Linked DNA regions of Homo sapiens: region 1 is linked to region 2. A link is an interaction called in ENCODE POLR2A ChIA-PET data of the cell type or tissue named here. Cell type or tissue: CD4-positive, alpha-beta T cell. All regions are shown on one strand. Each heading gives the region's core, and the rest is flanking DNA. Links, peaks and the distances in the headings are about the cores only.

The links. Peaks named below come from ENCODE experiments on the same cell type or tissue, not always from the same donor. Only the 100,000 strongest peaks of a DNase experiment are listed, where the experiment ranks them.
Region 1: POLR2A ChIA-PET joins it to region 2 with 13 read pairs; 20 of 35 experiments call an interaction of 5 or more read pairs at or near these places.

What each region holds. Positions count from the first base shown.
Region 1 is chr1:23,116,350-23,121,727 of GRCh38, reverse strand. All of the region lies in intron 1 of LUZP1 (leucine zipper protein 1), which reads left to right. Among named protein-coding and RNA genes, the nearest start is that of LUZP1, 50 kb to the left of the region's middle. In CD4-positive, alpha-beta T cell, for the core only: no CTCF peak of the experiment used is centred there; DNase peaks (open chromatin) are centred at 1,687, 2,377 and 2,697; H3K4me3 peaks cover 945 bases; H3K27ac peaks cover 2,577 bases.
Region 2 is chr1:23,182,560-23,187,937 of GRCh38, reverse strand. No RefSeq gene overlaps it. Among named protein-coding and RNA genes, the nearest start is that of LUZP1, 16 kb to the right of the region's middle. In CD4-positive, alpha-beta T cell, for the core only: CTCF peaks have their summits at 2,889 and 3,090 (motif pointing right); DNase peaks (open chromatin) are centred at 3,087 and 3,587; H3K4me3 peaks cover 387 bases.

The sequences.
Region 1 (5,378 bases), core at 109-5,108, 66 kb after region 2:
CTTTTTAATGTTTGAGGCAGGGTCTTGCTCTGTCATCTGGAGTGCAGTGACTTGATCTCGGCTCACTGCAGCCTTGACCTCTGGGGCTTAAGCTATCCTCCCACTTCAGCCTCCCAAGTAGCTGGGACCACAGGTGTGTGCCACTACGCCTGACTAATTTTGTTTTATTTTTTATAGAGACAAGGTCTTACTATGTTGCCCAGGCTAGTCTTGAACTCCTGGCCTCAAGTGATCCTTCTGTCTTGGTCTCCCAAGTGCTGGGATTACAGGCATGAACCACTGTGCCTAGCCTATGTATTTTAATTTTTAAATTTGGATAAGACTTTATATAAATTTCTAGGCCAGAAAAACCAATTTTGGTTTGGGTACTATATGGTCATTGTACAGGAACAGATGTAAATTAACTAGAAGATGTGATCTCTGCTCTTGAGGCATTTAGAATGGTATGGAGAAAACAATAGGCAGTACAAATTATTGAAGAAGTACAAAAACTATTACAGACTAAATTAGCTGTATATAACTACCTACCTAAGTGCCAAGGGGCTGTTTGGTCAGTAGGGTTTACAGCTCCCCATTGGAGCAGGTTTTCCCCTTATTTTTTTAGCTTTGTTTATAAAGATATAAGCCAGCAGCTTATAAATGTGGTTGTTTGTAATCTTGGGGATTTTTCTCCCTGGGCTGGTCTTATTTTTTGCTTAAGACATAATAAAATACTCTGGGTAACTGATTTTTATGGAGACGAGAAAAACTTAAGAGGTAGTCAGCTCAGTAAAGCAATAGCAGATAGTGGTCTGATCCACCTCGTTTGTAGAGGCCAGGGGAGTGGAGATGGTGGTGTTCTTGTTTCTGCCTCTTTTGGGCACTGAAGCAAGAGAGGCTAAATATGAAAGCCCTCCTTTAGTTGATATCAGCTTGCCTTAGGTTAGCAAAGTATTTAAAATATGAGCCTCAATTTCTTCAACATATAAAATGAATTTGATAATATCCTTATGGGGTCATTATTAAGGATTGAGAGTATGGATGTGAAAGTGCTTTGAACTATGAAATAATGTATAAGCATTAGGTATTATTGTCAGGCGTAGTGGCTCATGCCTGTAATCCTAGCACTTTGGGAGGTCGAGAGAAGAGGATCGTTTGAGGCCAGGAGTTCAAGACCAGCCTGGGCAACATAGCAAGACCCTGTCTCTACAAAAAAATAAAAATAAAAAAAATTAGCTGGGCATTTTGGTGCACAGATACTTGGGAGGCTGAGGTGGGAGGGTCTCTTGAGCCCAGGAGCTTAAGGCTGCATTAAGCCATGATTGCACCATTGCACTCCTGCCTGGGTGACAGAGAGACCTGTCTCCATATATATATGTTTATTTATTTATTAGGAGGTATATTATTTAGAGCGTAGGAGGCATGCACTTCTGAGGCCCTTGTCAGGATATCTTCTAGGGATCCTGAATTTCAGATGATTCTGGGCATTCAATAATTGGACTTCCTAGGCTGGTGCCGTGTCTCATGTCTATAATTCCAGCATTTTGGGAGGCTGAGGTGGGTGAATTGCTCGAGCTCTGGAGTTTGAGACCAGCCTGGGCAACATGGTGAAACCCCATCTCTACAAAACTTACAAAACTTAGCTTGTTGTGGTGACACATCCCTGTAGTCCCAGCTACTCTGGGAGCTGAGCGGGGAGGATTTGCTTGAGTCCAGGGGGTTGAGACTGCAGGAAGCCACGATTGCTCCACCGCACTCCAGCTTCGGTGACAGAGCACGACTCTGTCTTTAAAAAAAAAAAAAACTACCAACAAAAAACAAAACCTGGACTTGAGCTGGTGATAATAAGAAAAATACTTTTATTTAATGTTATTTGAAAGGGTTGTACATGAGGGAGATGAATTATTCTTTCTTATAAGTTTATATAAGTCCATTTATACATAAGAGTCTTCGTAAGTATAGGCACTTATAATTTTCAGTAGTTTGGCCATTGAACATTTACTGAACTGTTACTGTGTGCCACGTTCTATGCACATGCTTGGATTCAGAGATGAAATACATAATTCTGGCCTTTCAGGAGCTCGGGGTTTGGTACAGGAGAGTAACAAGTAGACAATTATAATACAGAATGATAAGTGCTATACTAGAGATAAACCTAGGGTTTTTCAGAAGGGCTTATTCTTACTTGATTCCTCTCAACATCCTCTCCAGACTTTGTTTAAAAGTTGTAAGAGATATCTTAATGAGGCCTGGAGAAATGAAGCAGTTTGCCTAAGGTCACACCCATAGCTTGTTATTTTTAAAGCTAAAACTAAGATCTGAGTTGTCATACTTGCTTTCACTTTCAGTTATGTCCTAGCTAATCAGGAGGCTGAGGCAGGAGGATTGCTCGAGCCCAGGAGTTCGAGGTTATAGTGAGCTGTGATTGTGCCACTTCACCGTAGCCTGGGCAACAGAGTGATACCCTGTCTCAAAAAAAAAAAAAAAAAAAAAAAAAGAGCTAGTCACATCAGGTCGTTAAAAAAAATGTTGACTGTTTATTTCACACTGTACCAGGCCAATGGCAGTACAAAAGAATAAGGTGGTCTATAATTATGGTGTAGTAGGGATAGTAAGTATAAAAAAATGAGAAATTAGCATCAAGTCAATTCAACTAATACTTTTGTGAAGCTCCACGTTAATTGCTACGGGGAATATAAAACAACATAGGACAACCTACCTGTGGCTTTTTCTTTAGGAGATGGTGTCAGATAAACCTGTAATGCAAAGTAGACTAAGAAAATTGCTCAAGTAGAGATACAGACAAAGTGCATTGGGAACATAGGCCCAAGAATCTTAGAATATTAGAACCAAAAGGACAGGTAGAGGTGATCAGTTCTAGTGGTCTTTAGTTACCATTTTGGAGACATGGAGCCCATTTGGTTAGAGAAATTTGAGGAACCTTGCAAAAATCAGGGAATCAAGTGAAATTAGGATGACAATATAAAATTTTCAGCTGCCAGGAAGAAGAGGACTTGAACTGGAAATAGGCAGCCTTGGATCACAGAAATAGAGTATTGTAGAACTGAGGCCTTTTTAAAGTAAAACCTAACACCTAAACTGGCCAAAGGTAGACCCACTGTACCTATGACAATAACCATGTTTTATTGTGTACAAAGTACTTTCACATACATTCTTCTGTTTGGTCCTTATAATCTTGTAGTCAAGACACATTGTCATTTCTGTGTTACAAATGAGGAAACTATTCTAGTAAGTTGGAGAGACAAGAGTAGAACTCAGGATTCTACTGCCCATTGTACTACCTGGTGTGTGAATGTGAGTGAGTTTTAATTTTAATTTTAATTTTTTTTTGAGATGGAGTCTTGCTCTCTTGCCCAGGCTGAAGTGCAGTGGTGTGATCTCAGTTCACTGAAACCTCCGCCTCCCGGGTTCAAGCAATTCTCGTTGCCTCAGCCTCCTGAGTAGCTGGGACTACAGATGTGTGCCACCATGCCTAGCTAATTTTTGTGTTTAGAGATGGGGTTGCACCATGTTGATCAGGCTGGTCTCGAACTCCTGACCTCAAGTGATCCACCCACTTTGGCCTCCCACAGTGCTGGGATTACAGGCGCAAGCCACCATGACTGTTTGTTTTTATTTATTATTTATTATTATTTTTTGAGATGGAGTCTCGCTCTGTCGCCCAGGGTGGAGTGCAGTGGCGCAATCTCAGCTCGTTGCAGCCTCCACCTCCCGGGTTCAAGCAAGTCTCCTGCCTCAGCCTCCTGATTAGCTGGGACTACAGGCGTACGCCACCACGCCTGGCTAATTTTTGTATTTTTAGTAGAGACAGGGTTTCACCATGTTTGCCAGGTTGGTCTCGAACTCCTGACTTCGTGATCTGCCCGCCTCGGCCTCCCAAAGCGCTGGGATTACAGCCGTGAGCCACTGTGCCCAGCCTCCTGTTTGTTTTTAATAATGTAGACTTTGACGTGAGACATGTTGGCAAGTGTGACTTAGTAAAAGAAGGAGATAGACATAGTTATAGCTACAAGAAGGAACTTAGGGCTTAGGGGTGGGAGGCAGAACTGGCACAGAGCCTGATTATTCTGACTTGGGCATCTTCCTTGCCCTTTTGGATGCTGCCTTATTATACCTCTGGCCCCACCCATCCACCTCTCTTAGTACTTATTTAAAATTATTTCTGCTGTAACTGGGCAAGTTACTTTCTCAAGGTGTTCCCCCCCCCCGCCCCCCCCCCCAGGGCTTCCTGATTGTGGGGGGGGGGGGGGGAGAGAGAGAGAGAGAGAGAGAGGAAAAAAAAAAAGAATGTGTACAGTGATGAAAAGAAAATTGAATTAATATGTGTAGGGTATATTTTCGTTCAGGCATTATGTGCTTAGGCATTTAATGTATATTTTTATATAATCCTTACAACAGTCCCATGAAGTTTAGATGTAATCTCTATATACAGTTGTGGAAACTGAGGTTGTGAAGTTTAATCACTTAAAGTAATATGTGACTGAATTAGAATAGAACCCAGATAATCTGACTTTCAATCCCATGTGTGGTTTTCCCTTATAGCATGTTGCCAGGGCAGCAGGCAGGATGGAGAGAGAGTGTGGAATAGAGACAAAGGGAAATTCCCTAGAAGCAATAAAATGGAAATAAACTTGTTACAGGGGGTAGAAATAATAGTGACCCTGTAAAATATGCCTTCAAATTAAAATAGCAGCAGAAAACCTTTTTCACTCAGGCTCTCTAATAGGTACAGCTTAGTATTCTTCTTCTGATACCACCAAGTATATAGAAGGGCATTTTAATCTTCCATTTTAAGAGATGAGATACACTTCTCCTAAGGGAGATGAGATGCATGTAAAACAAAAAACTTCTAGATTGATGCTCTGGGCACTTAACAGTCAGTACAAGGGAAGTCACATTCTCTGAGTTGAGTGTGAAGGTAAAAAGATTCGAAACCTTTGGGTGACTTGCACCTCCTAAGACTTGCAGCTCGTACATGTGACAGACAGTGCTAGGATAGTACCCTCATTAAACAAAAATAACAACAAAACTGATCCTCAACTCTACATTTTCCTTATCACTTTCACACAGGCAAACTTTTCTTTCTTTTCTTTTCTTTTCCTTTTCTTTTCTCTTTTTTCTTCTCTTTGCCTTTTTTTTTTTTAACAGTCCAGTGGTCTTTTACTTTTTTACACCTTCTGATTTGGCCAACTTTCTTTCATTCATTTATTTATTTGGAGGCAGGGTCTTGCTCTGTCACCCAGCAGTGATGAAACCATAGTTTACTGTAACCTTGAACACGTGGGCTCAAGCAATTCTCCCGTCTCAGCTTACTGAGTAGCTAGGACTACAGGCATATACCACCATGCCTGGCCAATGAAACAGTGTCTCACTCTGTC
Region 2 (5,378 bases), core at 88-5,087:
TTTGGCCTCTGGGCCACCAGTTGGCAACCTCTGATCCTCCCCATTGATCCTCCCCATGCTGTTGACTAATTTCTGTTCTCCATACAGCAGCTGGGTCCCTCATGGAGCTCACAGTTCCTCTGGGGACCAAAGTGCATGAAACAGATTACAAAGCCAGACAGCCGGTCCTCCACCAAGCCTGTGCCGCACCCCACGCCCTCAGCTCCCTCAGGTGCATTCCAGCCACCTGTCACAGGAAGAGGTGGACTGAGGGGAGGAAGGCAGAAGTGCCCTTTTTACACGGTCACTGGCAAGGATAGATGTGAGTAGTCCTCTGCATCTGAGGGTCTTAAGATAGTGCATTTACCTGCTTCCCTGGCCCCCGTCTATTTTGCTCCCAAGGGAAGGAGTAGGAATTCTAGACCTAGAGGGTATCAGATGGGAGAGGGCCTTCAAGGTCATCCAGGACAATCCCAATCAGATCTCTAACATCAGAGCAGCAGCTTATGCATTATAATTGGTGAAGTGGGAACTACTATTATCCCCATTTTGCAGATGGGTAAACTGAGACTCAGAATGGTTAAGTAATTCACTCAAGGTATTGCTGCAACTAAATAGCAAAGACAGCGGGCATGATAGTTCAAGCCTGTAATCCCAGTACTTTCTGAGGCCTAGGTGGGCGGATTCCTTGAGCTCAGGAGTTTGATACCAGCCTGGGCAACATGGTGAAACCCCATCTCTACAAAAAAACACAAAAACTAGACAGGTTTGGTGGCATGCACCTGTAGTCCCAGCTACTCAGGAGGCTGAGGTGGGAGAATCCCTTGAACCTGAGAGGTTGAAGCTGTAGTGAGCCATGTTCATGCCACTGCACTGTAGCCTGGGTGACAGAGCAATACCCTATCTCAAAAAATAAAACAAAAATAAATAAATAGCAAAGTCAGAATTACATCTAGCAGTATGACCTGAGAGCCAGCATGGCTAGCCATCAGCCTCTACCACCTCCTTGGCAACACTTGTACCAGTTGTTTGAGAGGGTGCTCATCACCTTTCTCTATTTTTTTTTTAAGACAGAGTTTCGCTCTATCGCGAGGCTGCAGTGCCGTGGCACGATCCCGGCTCACTGCAAACTCCGCCTCCTGGGTTCAAGCGATTATTCTGCCTCAGCCTCCTGAATAGCTGGGACCACAGGCATGCGCCACCACACCCAGATAATTTTTTTTTTTTTGTATTTTTAGTAGAGACGGGGTTTCACCATGTTGGCCAGGATGGTCTTGATCTCTTGACCTCGTGATCCGACCGCCTCGGCCTCCCAAAGTGCTGGGATTACAGGCATGAGCCACCGCTCCCTACCCTTTCTGTATTTTTTTAACCATAGCTACACTAACCCAAAACTAGTCAGGTGCCAGGCCTTGCACTTGGCACTTTATTTATTTTTATTATTTATTTTTGAGACAGAGTTCCACTCTTGTTGCCAGGGTGGAGGGCAATGGCGCAATCTCAACTCACTGCAACCTCCACCTCCCGGGTTCAAGCGATTCTCCTGCCTCAGCCTCCTGAGTAACTGGGATTACAGGCACCTGCCGCCATGCCCAGCTAATTTTTGTATTTTTAGTAGGGATGGGCGTTTCACCATACTGGCCAGGCTGGTCTCAAACTCCTGACCTCGTGATCCGCCCACCTCAGCCTCCCAAAGTGCTGGGATTACAGGCATGAGCCACTGTGCCTGGCCCACTCGGCACTTTAAACATGCTTTCTATGATTCCCTCATAACATAAAAAAAAAAAGTCAAATTGAAGATAAACTTAGAACTTGGCCAGGCGTGGTGGCTCATGCCTGTAATCCCAGCACTTTGGGAGGCCTGCATGTTCCTGCATGTTCCATATTATGCCCATTTTATATGTGAGAAAACTGAGGTTCAAAGTCATGAGGGAACTTGCCAAGCTTAAAAGCACATTAGGGACAGACTGAGATCAAATGCATATTTGTTCTTTATTGAGCTCTGACTGAAAGCTTCCCTTGGTTTTGGGGAAAGAAAAATCTGTCTCCCAGAAGTGGCAGCCCCTGGTTCCTAGTTCTCAAAGCCCACGTGCTCTCTTCAGATGTTTGAAGTGGACACATTGCACCCCTTCAGTATTTTATATACCACAGTCAGAGAGTGGCTCCTTCAACTCTTCCCCATAAAATGTGATTTTGAGGTCCCCCCAGCCATCATCTTGTTCATCATCCTATGGATAAGTTATACTTTTTCCATGTTCCAGTCAAAGTTCTGATCCCAAAATGGAACACAGTTCTCTAGACACGGACAGAAGGACTATCATCTCCCTCACTGTACACACAGTGCTTCTATTAATATAGCCCCAAACCCAATAAAGTATCTCCTATGTACAAAGCACTGCCCATGCACTTGGGATAGAGATTGAACAAGCCAGCAACTTCCCTGCCCTCCGGGAGCTTACATTTTGCTCACTGAGCTAAGGGAGGAGGCAGAGTCACTTTAGACATGAATCCTAGAATGTCAGAGCTGGTAGCGCCCAGTCCCCTCCTGCCTCTTTCTTTTTTTGAGAGGGAGTCTCGCTCTGCCACCCAGGGTGAAGTGCAGTGGTGTGATCTCAGCTCACCAAACCTCCACCTCCCAGATTCAAGTGATTCTCCTGCCTCAGCCTGCCGGGTAGCTGGGACTACAGGTGGCTGCCACCACGCCCGGCTAATTTTTGTATTTTTAGTAGAGATGGGGTTTCACCATGTTGGCCAGGCTGGTCTCAAACTCCTGACCTCAGGTGATCCACTTGCCTCAGCCTCCCAAAGTGCTGGGATTACAGGTGTGAGCCACCGCACTCGGCCTCCTGCCTTTTTTATTAACAGATGAGGAAACTGATCCCAGAAGGGGCAGTGACAGACCCAAGATTCTTCAGTGGGACAAAATTCACTTCTGCCTTTCTCATAACCTCAGGCACTGGTGAGACCTGGGGCCTTATAGAGAAATGTGGACTGGGATGAAAAGTTTGCTGTTGAGAATTTTGTTGTTAAGTGGACCCACCCTACACCTCCTTAAAGCTTTCTTCAGAAATCCTAATTTATTTTAGATATGGCCACCAGGTGGCGCAGAGGCACCAGGAAAAAGTGCAGAAATCAAAGGTGGGTGGGCTCCTTCCTCTTCCGATCAATTTTCCTTTGCAAGGGGGAATGGTGAGCGGGGAATAGCAAAGCCAGCCTGGCGCGGTGGCTTGTACCTGTAATTGCAGCACCTTTGGAGGCCGAGGCAGGTGGATCTCTTGAGCTCAGGAGTTTGAGACCAGCCTGGGCAACACGGTGAAACTCCGTCTCTACAAAAAACACAAAAACTAGCTGGGTGTGGTGGTGCATGCCTGTAGTCCCAGCTATTCAGGAGGCTGAGGTGGGAGAATGCCTTAAGCCTGGGAGGTCAAGGCTAGGACAGCATTGTACTGTATACATTATACATATATACATATACATTATACATATACAGAGGTGAATTCTGCCTCAGTCAAGGAGGTAGTATGGAGTAGTGGCTAAGAGCCTGGATGCAGGCATCACACAGACCGGGTGGGAAACCTAGCTTCCTTTTGCTGCAGGGGGAACTCCCTGACACCTAGCTCACGAGGTAGCCTCTGACACTTAGATTTGGGTACAAGATAAGGTCCTCATTTACTGGGGCTCTACACAGAGTTGGAACTGCTGGTGCCCTCTTCCTGACAGGTCCCTTTTCCAGACAGTTGATGGTCAACTCCAGTCCAGCAGAGAAGTTTCTGCAAGAAGGCAGGAAGTCTTTGCTGCCACCCAGAGAAGGTAAGGCTGATGGAATCCAACAGCTTCACAGCCCAGGATATGTGTGAAAGCTCATCCATACTTCTGTTCATTTCATGACACACAGATGTGCAAAGGGTCTGAGGCTGAAAATGGTGAATGATTCAGGGGTGCTGAGAGTCTAGAGTTCGGGGGTGCTGAGAGTCTAGAGTGCCTGAGAAGAAAGAGAGGGTTGGAGAAATAAGCTGGGCCTTGGGGACTTGACCAAGCTATCTACTTTGAACTTTATCCTGGGAGCAACAGGGAGCTATTGAAGATTATTTAGCAAAGGAATGATACAGTTAGACCAGTGTTGAAACCAATCACTCAAGCTGGGTGTAAAAGAAGAAATGGGCCGGGCGTGGTGGCTCACGCCTGTAATCCCAGCACTTTGGGAGGCTGAGGCGGGCAGATCACTTGGGGTCAGGAGTTTGAGACCAGCCTGGCCAACATTTCGAAACCCCATCTCTACTAAAAATATAAAAATTACCTAGGTGTGGTGGCATGCACCTGTAATTGCAGCTACTCAGGAGGCTGAGGCAGGACAATCGCTTGAATCAGGGAGGCAGAACTTGCAGTGAGCCAAGATCATGCCACTGCACTCCAGCCAGGGTGATAGAGCGAGACTTCATCTCAAAAAACAAAAACAAAAACAAGGAATGGAGGTGGGGGAGCCTGGAGGCAGAGTCCAACTAGAAGAGCTGCAGGCTGGAATGGGGTGATTACACTGATAGCTGATTTTTCATCCACTCAGAGCTTCTCATCGGTGAAGGGGCACTCGAGTGAAATTTGTCTGGCTTGCCCAGGAGACAGCTCCCACAGGGTAAGGGGCTGCCCTGGGGCCAGAGAGGAAGAGTGGTTGGTCCCAGCAGCAGGTGTGTCCAGGGAGATCTTCGATATAATCAGACGGCCTGGGAAGAGACAGGTGGCTAATGAAAGAAGCTAGATTCTGGGTCAGGTTGGAGGGCAGAGGCAGTGTGCGATCTAATGGTTAGGAACACATAATGGCACCAGACACATCTTGTTCAGGTCCCAGCTCTGTCTCCTCTTGGCTGTGTGGTTGTGGCCAGGTCACTTTGGCTTGCTTTCTTTTTTCTTTCTTTCTTTCTTTTTTTTTTTTTCAGACAGAGCCTCACTCTTTCGCCCAGGCTGGAGTGCAGTGGTGAGATCTTGGCTCACTGCAACACCCGCCTCCTGGGTTCAAGCAATTCTTGTGCCTCAGCCTCCCGAGTAGCTGGGACTAAAGGTGCATGCCACCACTCCCAGCTAATTTTTGTACGTGTTTTTCAGTAGATACGAGGTTTCGCTATGTTGGCCAGGCTTGTCTCGAACTCCTGACCTTAAGTGATCCACCTGCTTTGGCCTCCCAAAATGCTGGGATTACAGGCGTGAGCCACTGTGCCTGGCCCATGTTGCCTTTCTGAGCCTCAGTTTCCTCATCTGTAAAATGTGATTATGAATAGGGCTCGTGCCTTGAGACTACTGTGGGGGCTGGACGAGGGAATGTGTGTAAAACTCAGCACAGCACTGGGTGCCTAGGAAGCACTCAATAAGGGAAGCTTCAGGTTCTCAGCCCCCATCAAAGACAGTCT